Regions from separate parts of the Mus musculus genome. Here all the other regions are linked to region 1. The links are chromatin loops, found by intact Hi-C in ENCODE. Cell type or tissue: left cerebral cortex. All regions are shown on one strand. Each heading gives the region's core, and the rest is flanking DNA. Links, peaks and the distances in the headings are about the cores only.

Region 1 (7,941 bases), core at 2,076-7,075:
AAAGTTTGAGTCACACAAATTTTTTATGTCATACAAGCACTATGCAACTAACTTAAATGTTGGATGGTCTTGTTTATATGACTACTATAATACATTTAATAATTGTTAACACCTAAGCCCCTGTTGGTATAAGGTAAACTAACTGGACAGTATGGAAAACAGTCAACAATGGTCCTGTCTGTCTTCTATATTTATCTAAAAACAAACAAACAAATCCTTCTAATAATTAGTACTAATGTTCAAGTTAATTTTGTTTGTTTTTTAAAGACAGAGTTTCACTCTGTAGCCTTAGTTGTCCTGGAACTCTGTAGGTCTATCTGGCCTTGAACTCAGTGAGATCAGCCTGCCTCTGCCTCCCAAGTGCTGGGATTAAACATGTGTGCCACCACTGCCCAGCCTCAAGCTAATATTTTAACAGTATTCTTCTTGTAACAAATCTTTCCGACCACACCTATGTATAGCACATGGGTAGTGCTTTGAATGAAAACGGCCCCCCATAGGCGCCCAGGGAATGGCACCATTACTCCTTGTTGGAGTACGTTAGGCTTTGCTGGAGGAAATTGGCACTGGAGGTGGTCTTCAAGGCTTCAGAAGCTCAAGCCTGGCCTAGTGACTCAGTCTCCTCCTTCTGCCTTCTATGGATCCAGATGTAGAACTCTCAGCTACCTCTCCAGCACCACGTCTGCCTGTACACCATCCATGCTTCCCCTTTGGCAATAATGGATTAAAGTCTGAACTGTAAGGCAGCCCCAATTAAATGTTTTGAGTTGCCATAGTCATGGTGTGTCTTCACAGTAATAAAACCCTAACTACATATTTAAATTCCTTGGCAACCCACTCACAAAATGATGGCCATTTTTACCTCTATGAGTTATGTGACTGTGATACACTAAAGTACTCACCAGATGATCAGACCTCCGCAAGATGTCCTACTTTGTCAGATACCAGTGAGAGGGCCTTAGTTACCCAGAAGAAACTTCAGGAGATGACTGGCCCACTGTTTGACTCAACTGACAGATTCTCAACTGTATCTTACCCAGGTCTTACCCAGGAATTTAATGGGACAGGGTGAAGCTGTGGGAAGTAGCATACCCCTGATTTTTCGGTGTACGTATGTCTCACTGGTTATAGAAAAATTATACAATAGTTAAGAGCAGAACTCTTGCAAATCCCGTTTCCAATTTCACTTGAAATATTCAAAAAAAGCAAGACAATATAAACCAAATATCTTAGCTCTGGAAAAGGACAAAGCAAACAAATGAAAGACAAAACAATCACTGTTTCTTCCCGCTTTTATCACCCACTTCTAACTGTCAGTGAAAAGAAATCAGCATCCTTTCCATATCTGTCTGACAAGGAAAAAAGTAGTTTCAAGATTCAATTATACAACAGCTTCAATTTTATAACCCACTCTGTAACCACCAAACTAACCTGCATGGATACAATTTGAAATGTTCTCACAAAGTTATTACCTGGGTCTAACACTCTTTCTGAAGGCCTCCAGAAATATATTAAAACCAGCCATATCAAAACTTTCGATCTGAATGGCTCCCTTACAAAGCCTATTCTCACTCGGCATAAACAACTAGAAATTGTGTAGAATACATTACACAAAGATTCTAAACATGATTTTGTAACAGCTCCCTCTGAATGTCCATTATAGTACATACCCACCAATTAGAATAATTTTAAGGAATTGCCAATGGAGCAGATTCAGACTAAACAAGGGAACTAGGGGGATAAATGGAACATTTGTTCCTTTGTACCTTCAGCGACTCATTCCAGATGTTATACTTCACACTGAAGAAGAGCTATTCAATGAAACAATGAGGTCTCCACGCAAACATTAACTTATGGTTTCTCTTCAAAATAAAATTTATCTTTCTTTAAGATCACTAAATTGAAATTCCATCTAGCAGGTTCTTATCTGGGAGGAGCTGTAGCAACAACATTCCCGAAAGACAAACTATGAAAACAATTTAATGACTTGCCTGTGACAAGCTCCACAGTGTACAGTCTACACACAGCCCAGAGAGTGGCCAGCCCCACTTTGGCACACTCTCAAGTAACAAGACTCTTGCAGTAAGACATCCTATAAATGGCACAGATAACTCCAGATTGGTCTAACAAGAAAATGATTCATTTACTCTATTAGTGAGTTTGCCAATTTTTCGTAAAAAGCAATCATAAGAAAAAGTGAGTTTTCCGAAGGGAAAGCACTTGAAAGTAAATCTGGGTATAAAAAAACTTAAAAGACAACTCAAATACTGAAGGATTCAAATTCTAAGAGGTGTTTCTAACATCTTCCCAAATAATGCAAATGCCAAGACTGGTGGTCCATGAACCACATGTCAACAGCAACAGAGAATCTGTATCAGAACAACACCAAAAAATAGGAAAGAACATGTTTACTCTAAAACAAAAAAGGTCTTCTGGGTTTTTTTTCTTTTTCAGATTTTATTTCTTTCATTTAGTTTTTAATCAAAGATTTTAATTTGTAAATATTCACTAATTTTACCCAGTGAATTAATCTTTATATACAGCAAAAATCTTCCTAATATGAATTAAGGCTATGTATCTGTTAACTAAGGAAGAAACACACATGCATAACAAATCATTTAAAATGTTACTTCTCATTCTAAATATAAAGATTCCCCAAGGAACTAGACTCTATACACTCTAACCAAGACAACAAATTTGGAAGATCATTAAATGACACCGTCCTTACACTAAATCTTTTGTGCGTTCTTTTGTCTTTAGACTCTTTGCTTTTCCTTAACATCGATGAGATGTTTAAACATAATACAACTGTCAACACACTCAACAGACTACTGCTCAAAATACAGGCTCTAAAGGACAGACAGTACACTAAAGTTGACAAAAGGTGCTGAAAAACATCTAGTACATCATCAAGCTGACAGTTACCTCTAAATTCTTTCCTAGGTTCTCAGCTATCTAGTTATTTTAAATAGAGACTTGCACTAAAGGTGAGGGTTAAAGTCTGGGTGGGTGCACTGGTCAGAAAGACCTTTTAGATTCTGAGTTAGAGACTTAATGGCAAGAATTTATCTTTATTTTTTAACACGTGAACTCTATTGCTTCAAGATTAGATGCTTGACTCTACAATGCAAAGCAAGTGTCTTAACCGTGCAGCTTGTATGTAATAAGGGATAAGGACCATCTGAAACAAGTAGTTGGAATAAGAAATCTAACCTGCCCTCACTTAGCCAATTCTACCACAAAGCTCTGTTACAGGATTATTAATGAACCTGAAAACAAAACATCAGACTGAACAAATAAATTTATTACCAAAACAAAAGGTAAACTATCCCATCATATATTATAGACTCCTAACTCAGAGGAAATATATCTTCTGAATTGGTTTATGAGGTTGCATAATATACACACTAATGTTCTCTTTCACTAAAACTAAAACACTACATTATACTTAGACTAAACGTTCCTGTGATGTGATTTTATGCGCATTGAGATCATGGTGGGGTAACTAAGTACAATTTTTGTCAAGTGATAATTGCTTGATGCCACGTATGTGCACATGACTAACCACAATTCTCTTCCTATGGTCTTCATGGAGACACAGTCTAACTCACTTTTTAGAAACAAGGTAAAATATTTGGGAAATCTACTCAAAACAATTAGCCAATAAAGTAATCAATTTGAAAAACTAATATGGCAAAAAGAGGCCTAGCAAACAGAAGATAACTGCTGAAGTTAAGGACTTTGGTGTAAATTAAGGCGTCTCAGTTTCACCATTTCCGGACAGTGTTGACACTGGGCCTGTTTCTCCATTGTTCCAAACTTCTGTTTCCTTACGTGAATAATAGTAAGTACATTAATACCTACTTCCTATATTTGTGGAAATGGATTGTGCCAATAGAAGCGAAGCACTCACGTTCCCAAGATCATAGCAGGCTCTTCCAACATTAGCTATGTTATTACCTACAATGAGAAAACTAAAGCATCCCTAGCATTGAAGTTAGTTTCGAAGGCAGATGGTTAAGACTTTTATAAAGCTTGGGTTAATTCACGTGACCGTAAATGGAGAGAAGCAGAAATTGAGGCAAAATCTGTAATGAATACAACACACACGAACGACTCTATCATCCCACTTCTCGGGGCTCATTCGCGCTATCCGAGAGGTACACAGCACTGGCTGCCCTGGGCAACAGTGGGACTCTGAAGTTTACTACCAAGGGGAGGCTTGGAAACCGAAGCAAAACAAGAGACTGTGCAGATGCGGAGAGTCCCGGGTTGAAGTTAAAGGGCCACAAGCTCGCAGCACCGTGGGCCCAGCTTCACCTGGTTCCTCCCAGCGACGAGGCGCAAAACACTGGGCCGCGCCATGAAGCGACGGCTACCGGGACGCGGAGGCCGAGGCCGGGGCCCCCGGAGGCCGCGCCCGGATCCGCGCTGCTGGGCCCAGCTCATTCCCGCAGAGAGCAGGCCCGGCGCCGCCCCACCGGAGGCCCCAGGCCCAGCGCGCGGCCTGGCGGTTACCTTCCGCGGGAAACTCCTCGAACTCGTCGTCCTCTTCCAAGAGACCCAAGTCGACCGGCTGCTTCTTTTCGGACATCGCGCCGCGCCAAGACCCAAGCTGCTCGGACCGGCCGCAAAGTCGGAAGCCTCAGTACTCCGGAGGCGCCGATCCTGACAACGCCGGCGCAACCATAGAGACGAGAGGGAAAGAGCTGCGGGGCAGCGCGAGGAATGCTGGGACAGCGAAGGTCCTCCCAGAGCGTCCTGCGGTTGTAGTAGGTCCTCCCGTCTTGAAACAGTGAACTGTTTTGTTTTATAGTGTGTTCGTTCGTTTTATTATTCATATAGTTGCCTACGTGTGAAAGATTTACAGTGTATTAAATTACTAAAGGCCATTATTTAGCTTACAATCACTAACAGAAATCTGGAAAGATAAAGTAACATAAGTTAAGAGCTTATTACATTATTCCACTACTCAAACCTAGCCTTGAGCATGCTGTTAAATATCTCCACATCACAGGGAACCCGGGACCAAAGGCAGCCAGAGGCACTCATATGCTAGACAATTCTGACTGTCCTCCAACCTTTCCTTTGTGCTGTGCTCCTTGACCTTACAATTGTGTTCCGTAGGGTTTCTGTTCTAACTAGTTGACAGGTTGATGTAAAAAATAAACAAGTAAAAAAAAAAAAAAATGATGTAACGTTGTACTGTTGTTCAAAAGATATGATTTGGTTTTGCTTTCTTTGTTTTAATTGTGACCCATGGAAAAGAACAAGACAATGAAAGATAGGAGAAAAGTTAGTGTCTAACCACACAGTAACACGTATTTGCCAGGCTAATAAATCTGTGTTCTATTGCATCTAAAGGGCTCTTATATGAGGTACTTAATTTCTCTTTAGTATAATTTATTTATTTTCAGCACCACACTTAAGGCTATACATATAACACACATAGTTACAGGTGCAAGAATAACTCTATTTGATATATAAAAATTGAAGAAGGTCTATAAGCCCTACTACTGAGGAAGTTGGGGCAGAAGGCATCCTTGGATACAATGAGTGTAAAATCAGGCTGGACAACTTAGTGAAACTGTGTCCCTAAATTAAAAGTAAACAGAGGGCTAGAAATATATCCCCAATGGCTCACTACCCCGTGCCAGAGAATTTTTAAAAAAACATGGGAAAAATGTTTGAACAATTTATGGATATAAATATGAATATTGTATGTTTTTTTAAAAAGATATATCAGAAAGTAGAAAGTGGAACATATTTTGTAAAAAATACTTTATTTTATACAAACACTCTTTCCTAATTCCATTTCCATTGCTATGATAAAATACCCCGGCAAAAAAGCAGCTCAGGGGAGAAAAGCTCATTTGGCTTATAATTCTAAGTTGTACTCCATCACTGCAGGAATGTCAAGGAAGAAACTTGAAGCCGCTCTCACATCCACAGTCAAGAGCAGAGAATAAATGTGTGCTTGCTATTTGGGTGCATCGCTGTCTCTAAGCTTACACAGTCCAGGATCCCTTGCCTAGGGAATGGCTAGCCCATAGTGGGCAGGCCTTTCCATTCCAATTAATGTAATCAAGACAGTGAGTGATAGATATGACCATAGAATAACCCAATAGTGGTTACCTCTCATTGAGACATTCTTCCCAGATGATTTCATGTGCCAAATTAACAATTAAAACTAATCATTACACTATGATTAGTTTCCTGGTCAAATATTTATTCTTTCTAGATCTTTAAGATTAACTCACCCTGAAGTAAAACCGGAATGTCTTAAGAAATAGGGACTCTTCCCTAGTCAAGTGCACTCTGGATACTTGAAGCTAGCTCTACTGGGATTTTATTCCTATTATGGCAACAAGACAACATGAGATCCCTATAAAGTGTTTTATATTGGGGGGAGGGGGGTTACATCATAAATTAAAAAAAAAAACTTTTATTAACAGTAAGTATGTCATACAATGTATTTTGATCATTTGGTCAATTCCAAGTCCTTTTCCTGACTCCTCAAAGAACGATTCTACCTCACTCCCCAATTTTGTGTCGTCCTTTTCATTTTAACAACTCCTCACCTTCAGTTTGCACTGTCTGAATCCGCCTGGATGTAGGGCCATCCATTGTTGATTATGTAGAAGCGAAACCTTCAAAGAAAACTGACTCTCTTTGCCCCAGGAACCATTAGCTGCCCATAGTTTCTCAGTTTGAAGTGCTTCCCCTTCCAGCTGATGCCTACCCGACGGACTGGTTCTTGTGCAGGCAAACAGCTATTTTGAGATCAATAAGTACAGCAGTCCTGTCATGTTCAGAAGGCACTGTTTAGCTCTAGTCCTCTGTGACCTTCGGCTCTTACAATTTGTCCACTTCTTCTATGATAGTTTTTGAACCTTGGGGAGGAGGTGTGACATAGACGTCCCACTTGTGGATGAGCATTCTGCTGACACTTTAACCTGTTTCTTTGACCAGGGACTGTCTGTCCCAGCTTGGGGTTCTTGGCTAGATTGGCAATGTCCGGGATATGTTTTCTTCTGTGAGCAGGCTTCAATCGCATCAGAAATAAATTGGTTACCTCCATGCCATTGGTGGCACTCTTGTACCCGGGGGCATACCTTACCGCACTGTTCATTACTGAATCTCACAGCATTTACAGCTAGGTAAGACTGCCACCTGACATCTTCCACCCAACATCTTACATAACACCTTCCCGTCTCATGAAAGCAGCCAGCAGGAAGGGAGCTTCGTCTCCACACTAAGTGGATTTCTCCACATCTTGTCACCAGGGGCATCTTAGTTTTATGGCTGAACTTTTTTTTTTTAAATCGATAAACCAGTAATGGCATTTGAAAGCACAGGCAGCTCTCTTAAGAGAGGAAGGTGTTTGTTTTTAGAGGGGTCTTTAGTAAGACATAGTTGTAACCCTTCCTGGCTTGGAACTCAACATGTAGACCAGACTGTGCTGCAAGTCACAGACCTCCACCTGCCTTGCCTCCTAAGTGCTGGAATTAAAGGTATGAGCCACCATGTCCAACATTCTTGATGTTCTGTTATACAGCAAATTTCTAGAAATTACTCATTATATAATAAAATTTTCAAAGAATTAATGTTTTTAAAATTAAGGTTTCAAATACCCTCTCTAAAATGCTGTTTTGTTTTGTTTGTTTTTTTTTTTTGTTTTGTTTTTGTTTTTTCAAGACATGGTTTCTCTGCATAACCATGGTTGTCCTGGAACTCACATTGTACGCCAGGCTGGCCTTGAACTCTTAGATTCACCTGCCTCTGCTTCCCAAGTGAGGGGATTAAAGGGGTGTGTCACCTACCTTCTGGCTAAAATGCAAAGAATTTAAGAGATTAGATCTTAAGCTGTCTTCTTACAATAAATAATAATAAAATAAAAAAATCCCAAGTAGGGTTTAGACTCAGCTTCAGGTATCCCAG
Region 2 (7,941 bases), core at 1,498-6,497, 280 kb after region 1:
GAAAGCTGGCAAATCCGGCGAGTCTCACAGAAAATTTATTCGACCCTAATTCAATTTTAAAGCGGATTTTTACTATTAAAAATGCTGCCGAACAACACATTGAATTAATCTGACTGTACGGTTTTAATTACAGTGAGGGTTTCTCTACAAATCTGTACAAGACAGTGGCTGGCTCTCTGAGGATCCTTGCCTGCTGAATTCCATTATCCTGCCCCTGGCTTTCCGCAGACGGCGGCGCGTGGGAGCCAGCTGCGGGCGCGGGCGTTCCGCCTTCTCGGCTCCTGCCCCTCGCCCCTTCCTTCACCCCGGACCCACAGATCGGCTGGGATGCCAGCCTGTCTGCTTGGGACTGCTGGACTGGCATCCTGAATTGCTGCCCTCGCTTTTTTTTTTTTTTTTAATTGTTGGGCCCAGCACTTTTGAGCTTCACAATATTGTTATTAAAGAATGGCTGGGTTTGTGCAGGAGAGGTGGCTTCTTGCAATTTTTGGATGGGTTTTTCTATTACGACCTTGCGGAAGTGGTCAGTGTGATGAGAGAAAAGGAGGCTGAGGAACAGGGAGGAAAAGGGAGGAGGGTGTGGTGTAAAAGACAGGCAAATGGAGCGCTGGTTTGGCAGGTCTAGCCCACCCACCTCCAACCCACCCCCTCACTCCAAGAGCAAATACACACCACTGCAGGGCCGGGAAATAGGGACTACCTTTGTTAGTTTTAATTTTGATGATTTGTTGTGAAACTAACATTAAAGTGCTGTGGTACCCAGTGACCAGGAAAACCTATAAGTTAGGCATAAGAACAAAAGCTGGTTGACACTCATCTTCTCTATACTCTTAACTCAACAACAACAACAACAACAACAACAACTCCTGTGTTCTCTTTTATTTTCTGCCTTCCAAAGATGACACAGTCAAATGCTAGCTTGCCCAATGGACGTGACCTCTCAGTGTGTTTAAAGAACCAAAGACTTGGGGATTGCGAGGGAAGGAGCCCCACTTGATGGCATAAAGATGGCAAGCAACATTTTTGTGCATAAAATTATTTAAAACAACATGGGAAAAATATTTTATCCCAGAGGTGGAAAGGAGTGAGTTTCTCTGCTATTATATTTGCATAAAGAGGATTTTTTTTTTCTGAACAAAAGAAAAAAGAAATGGCATAGTAGTCATTTGAAGATTTTTTTTTAAATCCCAACTTCCAAGGGCTGGTAAATCTGTGGTCCTCTAGGGAAAGTTTCATTTTAAAAGAATAAGCAGTAAACTGTCTTCCCACTTATTGGGATGTTCTAGAAATAAAAAAATAAGCGTCTGTGAACAGATAAGTAGGAAAAGTATAGAAAAACATATATCAAGAGATGGTCAGACACAGAACATGACTCTTTTTCTCACCAGTGAAAAAGGGGTTTCCACTTACGTTTTTTATTTCCATTTTAACAAGAGGATGCTCTTCATCCAGGTTTCCCTGAAGAGCGGTCCCAAGCCTTGCTCTCTATTAATCTATAGGTATTTGCTATGACTTTATTACTGTTACTGCTCATGAAGAGATGAAAGAATTAAATAGAAGATGCTTCCAGGCATTTAGGAAGACACTGGGCAGCTATATTAACTCCTTATTAAGCCTAAAAATAGTCTGGCATTTCCTGTTGATGCCTGTTCCCTGCCACTCTAGGGTTGCATTTACTCTATGATAGCTAGGGGTCCTGCTTTTCAAAGACCGGTAAATGAAAGCTGGCTTCTAGCATTCTCTCCTGTCTTCCTTTACTCTGCTGCATTTCCCAGCAGGGCAAATCTGGGGCAGGGGAAGGTCAGCCTTGATTTAGCCTATATATTGAAAGCACAGGCATCTGCCTTGACCTTGTTTAAAACTGTTTGAGCACTGTAGGTTCTTCAACCCTCCTCTGTCTTAAGCTGAGGGAAACTGTGTTTATGGATTAGGGTTGGGGTCTAATGTTTGCTGAAAGAGACAGAAAGAGGGAAGGAAGGGAAAACAGTAAGCAAACAGGTTTTATATCCAACCCCAAAACCAAGAGGTGGGGAAAGACTTGTTTCAAGTTTGTTGTCATTCAGTGCTCCCAAATACAAAAGCTTTGGGCACAAACACACCCAGAGATGAACCCAGGGAGGAGTCAAAGGATGGTGAAGCTGGAGGAAGGACCTAGTTCGTATCAATTAACACCATGAAATTTCAGATTTTAAAAAGTCTACAATAGAAGCCCCTAGGTTGAGACTTGGTTGCTGATATTCTTCAAATGAGCACTTTTGAAAATGCTAGAGGAAGCCTCCTGGTGCTCAGTGGTAGGTTGGGGTTTCCCAGGTACCTATTCTTGGAAACCAGAACTGGAGAGATAAGGGTTATAGCCCCAAACTCTGCTCAACCTGACTTTATGGCATTTAGTAGATAAACCCACTTTTAAGCTGGGTCTGGGGAAACCTGGAAGAGAACTATATTGCCATGAGCTTTGCAGTTTTATTGCTAGAGAAAACACCACCAAACTCCCAGCATTTTCTTGCCTAGGCTGGTTCTTTGAGCTACTCCTAAAGGTTCTACCTTTAGCCTGCAACAAGAAATGGAAAGGGGCAGTTTTCTGTCTCCTGCTCTGGGGTTTTTAACGTGTGTGTGTGTGTGTGTGTGTGTGTGTGTGTGTGTGTGTGTGTGTGTGTATTTAATTGGGGAGAAAAGGGTTTTTGAGTTTCTAGAATATCAGGTACCCTTTTACACACACGCTCACGACAACACACACACACACACACACACACACACACAGAGAGAGAGAGAGAGAGAGAGAGAGAGAGAGAGAGAGAGAGAGAGAGAATGAATTCACCTTAAATGAGGAAAGAACTAGCAGGAATTTTTCCACCAATGTCTCCCATTGAGAAGGGGATTCTTAATGTGGCTATGTAAATCAACACCGAGTTATTTCTTTGAATTCAAAGGCCATTTATCCAGGTCTAATTTCTTTAGAATTAACGTGATAACTGAGCCCAACTTAGCAACCAAACCCAGCCAAATCCTGGACGGCTTGAATTTACTGCCACAGCCCCCACCAACACTGCAAACCTTCCCGGGAGATCCAGGCATTCTCAGCCCTACGCTTGTCTGCAAACATCCTCCAGAACCAAACTGGGACGAATCTCAGACCCAATGGACCCGCTCCTACACACCTATTCTGGCAAGATAGAAGCAGGGGTGTTCAGAAGTCAGTGTGTTAGTCCTACTTATCATGGCCAGTAGTCCACAACATCTCAACACCTTAACACCTTAGAAAAATAAAATGCAATTTAGGCCTCCAATCCCGCTTCCTAAAACTTCAATGGATATCATTCTTATCTTACAGTAACAGGCCCTTTAAAAAAACGGCTTAGGCCTCCAGGTTTCTAAGTTTACTTGTAATTTGAATGATAAAGGCTTCAGTGGCCTTTCTAGCCCACCTTCCCCTCCCACTGGCAAGAGTTGGCGTAGGTTCCCCAGAGAGCGAAACAAAGAGGAAGGAGCCTGGACTGCGCGGGAGGCGCCGGCCCGAGAGCCCCTGAGGTGTGCGTCTTTTTTTTTTTTTTTTCTGCAAAGCTCTGAAAAGCCCGAAATTTGGTAACCGAAGAGCTGGTAGCAGGTTGCACTACAGTAAAGTAGGGGTGCCTTCTTTAACATAAAATTAACATAAATGCTCCAGACACCAGGCGACGGGCTAGGAACGGAACTGCCCAACTTCAGTTTGTGCACAGCTCCGCGCGAAGAACACTGCACTTTTGCTGGGGGCAGAGGCCACATTGTGGCAAGCACTAGCTGCCCACCTTTGGGCCACGCTAGTCTTCCGCCGTCTGTTTCCTGGGAAGTGGGACGGTTATTCCTAGGCTTCTATCCCGAACAAGAACACCGAAACCGCTGTCCAGCCGAGTGAGGCCCCCTTGCTCACTACTTTGTTTCCCAAAGCCCAGCTTGGGTCACCCAGCAAATTTCAACAAAACCTACACAATGCACAGCTACCCTCTAGCTGCACAGTGCACCCCCAGGAACGGAGAGACACATAAACGGACAATCCCAGCCATCGCGGCTTCTTCACACTTTAAACAAACACGGGGAAATCCCTTTGCAAACAGACACTGCTGCGCGCCTTGAATCTGGCGCTTGGTGGTGAGAGGACATTTCCCGGCCCCACCACCGTCATCCAGATGCTATCAGAGTTAGTGGGCAAAGCAGTGCACCTGCGAACATTACGGCAGAGACACAGAAAAGCAAACGAGAGAAACGCCTCCATCGTGTTAACAGCAAGCTGCAGGGTATAGAGCAATAAAACTGCCATGTCTATCTGCTGGCTTTGAGGACATTACGAGCTGGGCTCGCAGCCCGGGTGCACCGCCGGGGGAGAGGGTGCTTCTCTTTCCCTGACTTCCCCTTCAGCACCCCACCACTACCTTACCCAGCCTATCTTTCATTTTCCCAGAAGATGTTGTTGTTTTAATTCACTGCCGATATGTAAACGCACGGATCGCGTTACAGGTTCGCGTGTTAAACTGCACCTCTTGTTAAAAGGGAAGGAACAAGGGAGCCACTTAAAAATGAATTCAGAGTTACTGAACCGGCACCCGGGACTCGAGAAGTTAAGCGTGGCGGGCTGGGTAATGGAAGAGAGCGCCAATGTAGCTGCGGGCGAAACTCTGGAGAAAACCGGCTGGCCACGAGCCTCCGAAGGAAAGAAAGGAAAAAAGAAAAGGCAAACTGGCCTGAGGGTACCAGGAGACCCCGGGCCGCTAGCTGGGGAAATCAATTAACATAAGCTGCAGTCAGTAACTCCTGCGCCACGGGAAATTGTGAGGCTCTGTCTACTATCACCCTTTCCCGGAGTTCTAGTGGCAAACAGCACCACAAATCTCATTCTAGGATTCCTGGGGCTGTGTAGCTTATGGGCTACAGACAACATACGGTGCAAAAACGATCCAGTAGTTTTCCCAAGAAGACAGACTAGTTCCTCCGCAACCTCCAGACACACCACCACACAAGGTTGCTACCCCACACATTTCCTCTTGTGGCCAAAAGCTCACAGTTTGTTCCCTGTACCCACTGAAAGCAGGCACCGAGCCCAGGGGGGTAGGATGGGGTCCTCAGATTTCTCCCACCCAGTCTCTATCATCTGGCCCCGCAAGCTCCTAGAGCTTACCTGCCGCCCCAGGACGCGACCCGGTGCGGACCTGCTTGTCCCTCCCCAAGCCTAGAGTTGGATCCGGTTCTCCTACCTGGTGGCTGGGCCTGAACGTGGCCGCCTGAGCTCCGCTGTCCCTGCTCCGCAGCTTGGACCAAGTGAGTCTGGAGACCCGAGGGAGAGAGGCTAGATCCGTAGCACTGAGCTGCTCCAAACTTAATGTCTTTCCCCAGTCCATCTTTGAAACAGAAGTGGTTCTACCACCTGGATGTGCGGATATAAACCCCCTTGCAAATAATAAATGGATTAATAATAACAAGGTATGAAGTTCTTTTTATAGAAAAAAAGGAGAGAATTGAAACTAAATGCGGCAGTTAGACAACCATTTTGATAAGAGGATAATTGAAGCGACACTGGTGTATAATTAGAGGATAATTTATGCTATATCCACTTTTATTCCACCTCCCAAAATAAACCCAGTCCATAATCATTACAGGCAAATTGTTCTGAATTTTATAGCAGCAATTTGAACAAAGTACTGCAGTTAATCATGGGAGATTTTTGTGTATTCCTGATTAGAACTCTAATTGCCTCCTTCCAGAAAGTAAAAATAACTGTAAAACGACTCTATTTTTATCATTAACAATGTTGACAATAAAATAAAATCAATTGGAATTGTAATCGAGAGACAAATTTAGGACGAAGGCACTTTTACTTGGGTAGTTTATATTGTAATCAAGATTTGCCAAACCACTAACCGCATGTATCATTTGCATATATTTGAAAGCATTACAGTAGCTTCTGTTTTCAATAGGAAGAAAATGCATTCCTGTCAGCCCTCCAACGACTCTCGCTTTCAGAGCAGGCTGCTGCGTTCTGGGGGTAGTTGGTATTCCTCCTCTGTTGAGGGGGGGGGGGTCAATATATAGGAACTAGGGCCGAAAACAACAGGAATCTCAACAGAGCAGGGTCTGATTTTTCTTTCTTTACTATCCCCGACCCTTGCCATGAGTTGGAGCCCAGATATAGAGGTTTTTCTTCCATCAATGGCATTAATAAAGTACTTCTGGAAAAACCCACAGTGCAAAAGTGCTCCCTTGGGAGTAGAGTTGGGGTCCTGAGGGAGGGGGAAAGTCAAGTGAAGGGGGGGGGATCTGGTTTTAAATGCTAGGGCCACTGCTTCTGAACACAGGCAACCTGAAAGGGTGCAAATGAATTGAAAGCGATCAGCCTCCAGCCAGGCTATTCCGAGTCTCCAAGCCTGGAAACAAGGGCTTGGAGCAGGGTTGGAGCTTCGACAGGATGCGTCTGCAGCCTACCGGGCGCCTCCCTCCACCGCTGCTCCCCTTTAGCTCCGGGCGGCCCCAGGTTGCACCTCTGGGCTGAGCTTGTAGTTAGTTGCTTAAGGTAGGCGAAGAACTCCACAAGCAGCGCACACGCCAGTAGAAGCGGTGCGCCTGTGACGTCAGGGGGCGACTGACCAATAGGAAGGCGCTGCCCTTTGGAGACAAACCATTCGACTCGTGGCGTCTGCATCAAGTCTGAAAGCAGACGCGCAACTTTCGCAGAATCCACCTTAAAATCTCTGCTTTAAACTGCACCAGCCCCCAAAAATCCAAGGGGGGAAAAGCAAGGGGGGGGAGAAGAGAGCAGATTCCCCCTCCCCCCTCTCCTCTCCCATCCCTCCCCCTTCCTCCTCCCTTTGGGTTAACAAGGCCCTGCTCACTATATCTCTTTATATTAAATATATATATGTATATATTAGAGAAGAGTGAGGAAGAGAACCACCTCTGCCCCCTCCTTTAAATTTTTTTTTATTTTTTATTTTTTTTATTTTTTTGCAAGGATCCCGGGAGCTAAGGTGGCTGCAAAGGGGAGAGCGGTGCGAGCCAAGTGGGGGAGGGTGAAAGAAACCCGGGAGAAGGCTTTCTCCAGCCCCCAAAGTTTTGATGATGACCATGACTACGATGGCTGACGGCTTGGAAGGCCAGGACTCGTCCAAATCCGCCTTCATGGAGTTCGGGCAGCAGCAACAGCAGCAGCAGCAACAACAGCAGCAGCAACAGCAGCAGCAGCAGCAGCAACAGCAGCCGCCGCCGCCGCCACCGCCGCCGCCGCCGCAGCCGCACTCGCAGCAGACCTCCCCGGCCATGGCAGGCGCACATTACCCTCTGCACTGCTTGCACTCGGCCGCGGCGGCGGCGGCGGCGGCCGGCTCCCACCATCACCACCACCAGCACCACCACCACGGCTCGCCCTACGCGTCGAGCGGAGGCAACTCCTACAACCACCGATCGCTCGCCGCCTACCCCTACATGAGCCACTCGCAGCACAGCCCTTACCTCCAGTCCTACCACAACAGCAGCGCGGCCGCCCAGACGCGCGGGGACGACACAGGTGAGAGGCCGCTTAGGCAGCTAGCTTCGCCCGCCTCCCCACTGCCTCCGACCCCTCCCGCCCCGCTCACTTCCTCCACGCCGGGGCCTCCGCCGGCCCCCTCCTGCGGGCGGCCCCGTGCGCCCCCAGTCGGGCCCCGTGGGCTCCCGATCGCCTGGCGCCTGCCTGCCGGCCTCTCCCTGCCCGGCCCCTTCCCGCCGCCGTGGACCCCCGGCTGGCTCACCCCGAGGCCCGCTGGCTCCTCCGCCTCCTGCTTGTGGTTCCCATTGAGCCTCCAGGCTGTGCCCTAGCCTGGCTCTACGGTCCCCACTGCGCCCTCCAGCCCACCAGGTCTGTGTGCCCTCTACCTTGTCCCTTCCCTCTCTGCTGGGACCCGCATTTATCAGAACTGGAGACAATTCTGGGCCAGGACT
Region 3 (7,941 bases), core at 1,498-6,497, 390 kb before region 1:
CAAATATACTAGGTAGAAAAACGTCATCATATTGAGATTAAAACTGTGTGGAGTTCAGCTTCACACACACATAAAGCATTGGCGAGCCTTTTCCCAAGAACAGCCTTCAAAGTGGACGCCATTGTTTTAGCCCGGCCTGTTGCAAACCAAGAACCAACATTCCACTCATTCTCTATTCATTCTAGAGTTGAAGGTAGTTCCCTCCATACATGGGGTACACTCCACTTTGCACGTACTACTCTATTCTTTTTCCATTTCAGCTCAAAGTTCCTTTCAAACTACATTTCCATAGGAAGTCGTAATTGGTCTGCCATAATCTCCCTACACATTAATGTTACGTCATACTTACGAACCGTATCGTGGCTCTGTTTTTTTACTTACAGACAGAGAAATATTTCGGGGCAGAAGTCATGGTTTAGGCATCGTTACTAGATGCCCAACATCTAAGAGAACCTCAGAGTCAGGTGAGCAGGGTGAGACTGAGTCTCCTTCTCAAAAGCATGCAGTTAAGAATCCAGAAGGGTGCCCTCTTCAGTCTCTAGGTGACTCTCTCCCCATCTGCTCAGCTTCATGGCTCTCTGACCTCCAGGGCAACCACCTCCCCCATGACCCAGACACCTAGTACCAAAGGCTCCTTTGTATCCCTCCCGGGCTGCAGATGAATCCTTCCTTCTGCCTCATTCTTCAGAGAGCTGGCTGGCCTATTTCACATGGAGTTTTTATGAGAGAGAAAAATCAAGTTACATTAACGAACAGGAAACAACAGAGGAGACAGGTTTGCAGACTGGTGACTGTTTGTGCCTACTTAGCAGGCCCCCTCTGCGTCTCAGTCTCCTTTCATCCCTTAGCCACAACCATCATCTATGCTAGACAGTAAACAAGAGAGCCTCCGCACGCTGAGGCGGAGTAGATTTAGGTTGGTCCCACACTCTTCAGGCCTGGTGAGGTCAGCAGACCCTGTGCCAGATGCAGATCCAGATCCTGTCTACAAACTGCTGATTCAGTTTCCTTCACATACCCACCTCCTCCCCCGCATCACCTCAGACTCTAAGCCATTAAAAAAAACCAAAAAACAAAAAACAAACCTCTCTCAAAAGTCACGTAGTCCCCTATTTAGTGCCAAAGATTCTGAGCCGGACTTTGAGGTCACCCACACAGAAACAGCCCAAGCGGCTGTGCAGAGACCCACACCAAATTCCTTCTCTCTCTCTGTGCTTCCTTGTGCCAAATGGAGCCATCTCTCCAGCCCTAAAACAGTAACTTAAGGAAGACATGAAGAGCATCCATTTCCTTGATTTCAATCATTGGGGACCCGTTTCTACCTTACAGTATTCTGTTTTGGCCCTTCTTAGCTAAAAGGAATTTGGAAAAGTGTGTCTGTGTGTCTATGTGTCTGTGTATATGTGTCTGTGTATATGTAAAGTCCAGGCATCCTTAAAAATTGAACCCTCTTTCCTCCTCCGAAAACTTCCTCCTATATTACCTCTTGGGATCTTTGTCTTTCCTGCTTTTGTTCTTGTTTTATTTATTATGTGCACGTCTCTGTGCCTACATGAGTTTATGTGCAGCACACGCCCTCAATGGCCAGAGAACTTCAGAGAGTTACAGGCAGTGTTGTGCTGCCTGATAAACCAGGTGGGAACCGAACCCGGGTCCTCTGAAAAAGCTGTGAGCACACCTAACCCTCCTAAAGACTAAGCCAGCTCTTCAGTCTGTCTTCCCAATATTTGCATCATTTAAATACAAGCACAGGCACATTACTGAGTCAACCTGAAGCAGGCCAGGTGCTGGGCAGTGCACACCGGCCAATGTACTGAATCTCTAGAATTTCTCCTAACTTTTCATTAGGAAAATATTCAAACGCACTAAGTAGACAAATAAAAGTGTAATAAGGCTAATATTGCATTTCCTAACTTTAAATATTTTTCATAATACTACCTATCTCCTCCTCCCCCAAATCAGATTTTAAGGTAAATTCTACTACCATACTGTCATCTATAAATGCTCCAGTGTACCCCTCCAAAAGACGGCACTTCCATCTTGTCTTTTGAGATGGAGTCTCTATCATATAGAACTGAGCGTTCTGGAACTTACTGGCGAGCACTTTCTCTTAGTACAGCCTTCAAAGAGAACTCCAATGTCTTAGCCAGGCATGCTGCAAACCAAGTACTAACATCCCAACCATTCTAACACAGACCACTAAACTTCCCCTTGTTATCTCTACACACCCGGTTCACTTGATTTGCACGAACAGTCTTTTCAATGTATAGAGAATGCCCACATAGTTTGTTTCTATTGTCTTTTAAAAACAGGCCTTTTCTTTTTTTTACTATATTGAGCCACCCCCCCCCAAAAAATGGTTGGAGACCGGAGGAAGACTTTTGTTTTTTTTGTTGCACTAAGTGTTCCCTGTCCAGAATCACAGAGTTGGGAATGTACAAGAAATCAAAGCACTAAGTTCTTAGAGTACCTGGAGAATCGCACGTGTCTGTGAGCATCCAGCGATACCCAACGATGGGGATAATGGCTAAAAAAAAAACAATGGGCTTCTTCTAGCTTAAAAGGGAGGACAGTCCTTTCTGGCACAATAGAGAATTTACCAGGATGCTGGTACAAATCCTGAAACTTCGTAGGAGAAAAGCTACCACTCCGGACCTTCAGAGGCCAGTCCTCAAGGGGTAACGAGTCACCCTTCAGTCCTCCAAGTCCTTTTCAGTTGAACTGCATGACGTGAAAGAAATTCAAATAGAAGCCATATCCCCATCACCAGAAATCACATACATGGTCCCCATATATTTTTTAAAACCAAAAGAATAAAGGATACCTTTCATGACTCCTACATTAAGATACTTTAGGGTATGTTTTTAAATTTTTCAACAATGAAATAAAGAGCTGTTTGAAATAATCTTCTAAAGTTATAGAACACAAACCAAACAAGAAACAAATAGATTCCTTTATACTGACCTTCAAAAATATTGCTTTAAGCTCAGCTGGATCGGCTCTCTTGGTTAAAGCCACCTATAAATACACAGAAAATGTTTATATTATTAGAACAAAGTGGAGAAATCAAGCTAGCAGGAGGGAAAATAAACTTTGGGTTAGAAATTAGTACATTTCTTTCTTTTTTTTTTTTTTTTAACTTAAAGTACCAAACTGTTCCAGTATGTAAACCCATCCCCTGATTCTAAGGTAGACTCCGTGTGGCTTCTAAAATGATAACATTCTGTGTGAGAAACCAGAAACGCTTTAATATCTAGTATTCGATGTATGAAAGGCAGGGGGAAAGTTGAAACAGATTAGTGAACACCTGGCTTTTAAACCACACCCAAGAGTAACTCATACCTTCTCCTGGGAATACTAAATATTAAGTATAACCTGTTTGCCAGTCCTGCATAGGAGCACATTTCTTAAAAGTCAGTGAACTAGTAAATCATATTAAGGGCCCAGGGAGAACTGCTTCCCACAGCTCCACCATGAGCAGCACGTACACCCAGCGACCCAGTCACGCCAAGGAACTCCTCCACCTCTCCCCAGCCTTAATAAATCATAAGTCTCCAAAGGTGTGACTATTATTCTTCACATTCTAGAAACTCAAGGGACCGTGGTTACCTTCCACCAGGAAAACTTGACAGATTAGCTCAGAATAGGTGTTGTGCTTAATTCTCCAGGCCACAAAGTCCAAAAACATCACTGGGGGGAAAAGCAAGACAAACTTGAACACGACTGCCCCAGGCCAACACAAAAGAACCCTTATGCAGAAGCAAACAGTGGGCTTATTCACTGGCCATCACCCAGTCCTGCTGGCAAAAGTGGTCAGAAGACGAAGTTCTCAGCAAGCCCAGTGTCACCCCATGATACAAGCAAGGCGGGGGTCCTGGAACCACCCCAACACTGGAATCATGTCTCTATCCACCAGGAGATTTATGCAAATTGTTGTAAATCCCTTCGGTGTGCTTGCAAAGGCTCTTCTGAGATCTTTAGACAATGGCTTTTCTGTCCTTCAATATGAACCTACCAGAGCTTGTTAGCCCACCACTATCAGGAATATATTTATTAACCAGTCGCTGGAACGGGTGGTAGTCTCTCTGAAAGCTGCTGATTGGTCACCTTGGTTTGCTACCTCTGATAGACTCTTTCCACTTCCGCTGACTATCTGATAGGCTCTTTCCACTTCCGCTGACTATCTGACACTATCAGTGCCTTAAACCCAGAATTGGCTGATGTTCTCTGCTGTTCAATAACGAAGGGAAACTAAGACCGCTAACCAGCCCAGTCATGATTAACGATACTCCTGAGCACTAGCCAACACAGCCATGATTAATGACACTATAGACCTCCAGGTTTTAGAAGAGCAGGCCCTGTTGGTGGAAAGAGGAAGCTAAAATGAACATTCCTAAAAACGGCATCACCAAAGTGCCTCTGTCTCCACTGGCAGAGCGGAGGCCTTTCTTCCACCTTAGTAAAAATCCTACACCCTTTGACAGGCCATTTACTAGGCATAGGAAGAGGGGCTACACATATGTTAGCCTTAAGTTCCTAGGGTTTTTTTCTTTGAAAGGTAAAGAGATTTTTTACAGAATGAGCTATGCTTGCTCTGTGTGAATACATATTCGCACACCTGCTTAGTTCAGTATGCTACACAATTTGTATGAACAATACCAGACACGGCTATTTAGGATGTCCCTCCTTGGCCCAAGTTTCCACCACATCACCTTCTCCTGCTCCCCAAGCACACAAGTCATTCAATGCTCCTAGTCAGAGCTGGACATCTTTGAGAGAAAAAGCAAACTCTTCCCTCACAGGGTCTAGGCACGGAAGAGCACAAAGGGAAAAGGCCATCTGGGGGTGGGGGGTGGGGGCAATGCTTCAAATTTATGCCACCAAGAATGGACCCCACAGTTTACAAAACATGGCCAGGTCCTCACAGCAAGTCTGAAAGTCAGAACACATACTATTTTCCCCATTTTACAGAAGGGAAAATCAAGGCTCAAAACCAGTCATGTACCTCCATTCCCTAAGTCAGAAGAAAAGCTAGATTCCCCCTGGCATTTGAGTTTTCTCCGTCTCAAATCTCCCATTCCCCCCACATTACAGGCTTACAGAAAATATACGGCACAAGAGTGAAAATCAACACTCTATATGAAATTTGACTAGCAAGATGGTATGTACCTGAAATCCCAGAACTGCAGAAACTGAGGCAGAAAGACCCAGAGTTTGAGACTAGGCCAGGTTACTAGTAAGATCCATTCTCAAATCACCCAACCAGTAAAAAGGAAGAGGGTTTTAATATCAAGACTGTCCTTGAACAGAAGGGAGAACTAGGAGAGAGGAAGGGAAGTTGAGGCTCTTAAAGACACTCACCAAAGCCCCTCCCAACGCCTCAAGGCCATCCTAACACACCGGTCCACCCCTAGCTCTCCTAGCCCGTATAACACTACTCTTGCAAACAGCCCCAAAGCTTCAGGAGGAGTAAGGGGATAGTAATCACATGGGGATTTGCCTAAGACTGAGAGCCACTGATACTATATCCCATCTTAGGCACAGAGAACGATGGAGCCAGAAGATGGCTTCCTAGAACTTCCTAACATCTGTCCTCCATCTATCTACTGCCTACTCGGGAAATGATAGGTAGCTATTCGGAATTTCCATTTTGGCTTCCATTCTCAGCCCCGTGTTGTCCTCAGCAGTGGAAGGACAATCACAGTGACGACTGCAGAAAGTTGGAGAGAGAGCTGCGATGTCCTGAAGGTGCACTGAGATAAGAGTCTAGCTGGTGGCAAGAGCAACACGAAAGAAGATGCGTGCTGAGGAAAGCGAGCCAAAGAAACGGAGCTGTGCTTTGTAAGCCAACACAGAGCAGCTGTTCAGTGCTTGCGCTTTACAGCCGAGGAGCCTGGCGTTATTAGACCGAGCTTATTCTTGGGTACAGGAGCTCCATCAAACCTTAGGTAGTTTCCAGATGTACATACACACATGGGTGTGTGCATCTTAGATAATAACATGTAAATATGTACATGTGCTGGTCATTTAATAATTACTTATTTTCTTATTCTTCATCATCTGTACTTAGAAACCAGAGTATAATACAGTCTAGCTTTAAAACAAAAGATGCACTATGGCTTCAATAAATGAAGTAATTGATTTCCAAATCTACGAAGGAAGAGATTCTTTGCAAGTGACTAATGAAATATCACTTGGTATTTAAGTCAACACAATAGAGAGTTTTGTACTCAGTCAGGTAACACGTTGCAGTTGATTCCAAACTAACGAGGAGATGAAGCAAGGGGCTGCATGTCTGTTACCGCCACACACTGGGGAACATCTAATTTGATTTAACTTAGAATGGAAATTTCAGGTATATTCCTAAAGTCCATGATACTAAATGGTAAAATTAGAGAATCATGAAATATGGATTTTACTTTAACAAGATAAATGCCAGTTATAGCCATATGAGGCGGTCATCAACAGCCATCTGAGAAATATACACAAACTAGGTTAAGAAGCTAAAAACCAGTAAGATAATAACCCAACTTTAGTAACTGGCTTTTTTCATAAAGGGAATAAAAATATAACAGGAAGAACCAGAAAGGTGTCTTTTAGAACAAATAAATTCACTCTAACACGAGTTAGAGTTGCCAACTGCAGGGGAAAGATTCCTACGCATGCGAGTAATTTTTTTTTCAGTCAGCTTGCTTACCCTGGAATTAAGCCACAGTACCAGGCTCATTACTTTCACAAATTGCAGCAGCACACATTTGTGCACTCAAAATAGTTGGTAGGTGTGACAGATGGCAGTAGGGACAAATAAGAAATCCAACGTAGCTGGGGACGGAAATCCCAGCCCTAGGGAAGATCCTAGAACCTAGAGTCGGGAAGATCAGGAGTTCCAGAGCCTTCTTGGCATTTAGCCAGTGTGTTTGGGACCATCTTGAGACGGAGGAGACCTTGTCTTAGGAGGGAAAGGCGGCGGGAGAAATAAAATTGGGTCACTCCTCTCTGGAAGCTCTGAAAATGTGAGACCCAGCTGGATCTCCCTGGGGGCTTCCACAGACCATGCCAGTCCCTACAAAGAGCTTAAGGGACTCCTCAACTGACAATTAAAGCGTCTAGGTGATGGGGCTGGAGAGATGGCTCAGCAGCTAAGAGCACTGACTGCTCTTCCAGAAGTCCTGAGTTTGATTCTCAGCAACCACATGGTGGCTCACAGCCATCTGTAATGGAATCCGATGTCCTCCTCTGGTGTGTCTGAAGACAGCTACAGTGTACTCATCTACATAAAATAATTAATCTTTGAGAGAGAGAGAGAGAGAGAGAGAGAGAGAGAGTCTTGATGAGTAAGATGTGAGGTCTACACTGGTGGCTCTCTTCAGGTCCATGCTCTCAAAATACTGAGGTGAGCTGGGCACGTGCGTTCACATGTATATCCCCACATGCAGATGCACAAACATACATGTAATAAAAATATCTGTGAAAAAAATGAAGGGAGCACTCAAAACCAAAAAGAGCTACCTCAGACCTGAGTTCTGAATCTCTGTAGTGGATACATTATAGTTTGAATACAAAATACCTCTGGTAGGCTCATGTGTTTGAAGACTTGAGCCCGGGTAGAGGTGGTGCTGTTTGGGGGCAGAGGTCTAGTTGGAGGAAGTGGTCACTCATAGGGAAGACTCTGAAGGTTATAGCCTGGCCCTGCCTCCTGTCTAGGGTTCGTTTTTTGACAAGGGCAAGCTTCTACCTCCACAGCCAAGAGTCCCTCCTGCTGCCACAGCTTTCCCACCATGGAGTCTATTCCTTTTAACATGAAATAACACAAGTGCTCCCTCCCTTGTGGGCTTAGGATGCTGATTTTGAGGGTGTGTCTGTGTGTGCTTCTGTGTGCTTGTGTGTGTGTGTGTGTGTGTGTATTGAGCTATTATCTGCTACAATCAATTTAAACAAAAC

The links. A loop is a pair of places that touch in the nucleus more often than their neighbours do. Peaks named below come from ENCODE experiments on the same cell type or tissue, not always from the same donor. Only the 100,000 strongest peaks of a DNase experiment are listed, where the experiment ranks them.
Region 2: a loop joins it to region 1, with 2.3 times the contacts of the local background. A loop is called at or near these places in 10 of 42 quality-filtered maps.
Region 3: a loop joins it to region 1, with 2.0 times the contacts of the local background. A loop is called at or near these places in 2 of 42 quality-filtered maps.

What each region holds. Positions count from the first base shown.
Region 1 is chr6:6,573,961-6,581,901 of GRCm38, forward strand. It overlaps Sem1 (SEM1, 26S proteasome complex subunit), which reads right to left and starts at 4,698. Exons shown (of 3, transcript NM_009169.2): 1 at 4,519-4,698. The coding sequence starts at 4,594. In left cerebral cortex, for the core only: a CTCF peak has its summit at 4,724; DNase peaks (open chromatin) are centred at 4,692 and 5,000; H3K4me3 peaks cover 1,910 bases; H3K27ac peaks cover 1,386 bases.
Region 2 is chr6:6,856,300-6,864,240 of GRCm38, forward strand. The region is part of intron 1 of Dlx6os1 (distal-less homeobox 6, opposite strand 1); the gene reads right to left. It overlaps Dlx6 (distal-less homeobox 6), which reads left to right and starts at 7,035. Exons shown (of 4, transcript NM_010057.2): 1 at 7,035-7,528. The coding sequence starts at 7,081. It overlaps Dlx6os2 (distal-less homeobox 6, opposite strand 2), which reads right to left. Exons shown (of 1, transcript NR_002839.2): 1 at 7,498-7,941. In left cerebral cortex, for the core only: no CTCF peak of the experiment used is centred there; DNase peaks (open chromatin) are centred at 3,724, 4,261, 4,455, 5,171 and 1 more place; H3K4me3 peaks cover 2,316 bases; H3K27ac peaks cover 599 bases.
Region 3 is chr6:6,188,300-6,196,240 of GRCm38, forward strand. It overlaps Slc25a13 (solute carrier family 25 (mitochondrial carrier, adenine nucleotide translocator), member 13), which reads right to left. Exons shown (of 18, transcript NM_001177572.1): 2 at 2,965-3,018. Among named protein-coding and RNA genes, the nearest start is that of Slc25a13, 25 kb to the right of the region's middle. In left cerebral cortex, for the core only: no CTCF peak of the experiment used is centred there; DNase peaks (open chromatin) are centred at 3,824 and 5,817; H3K27ac peaks cover 510 bases.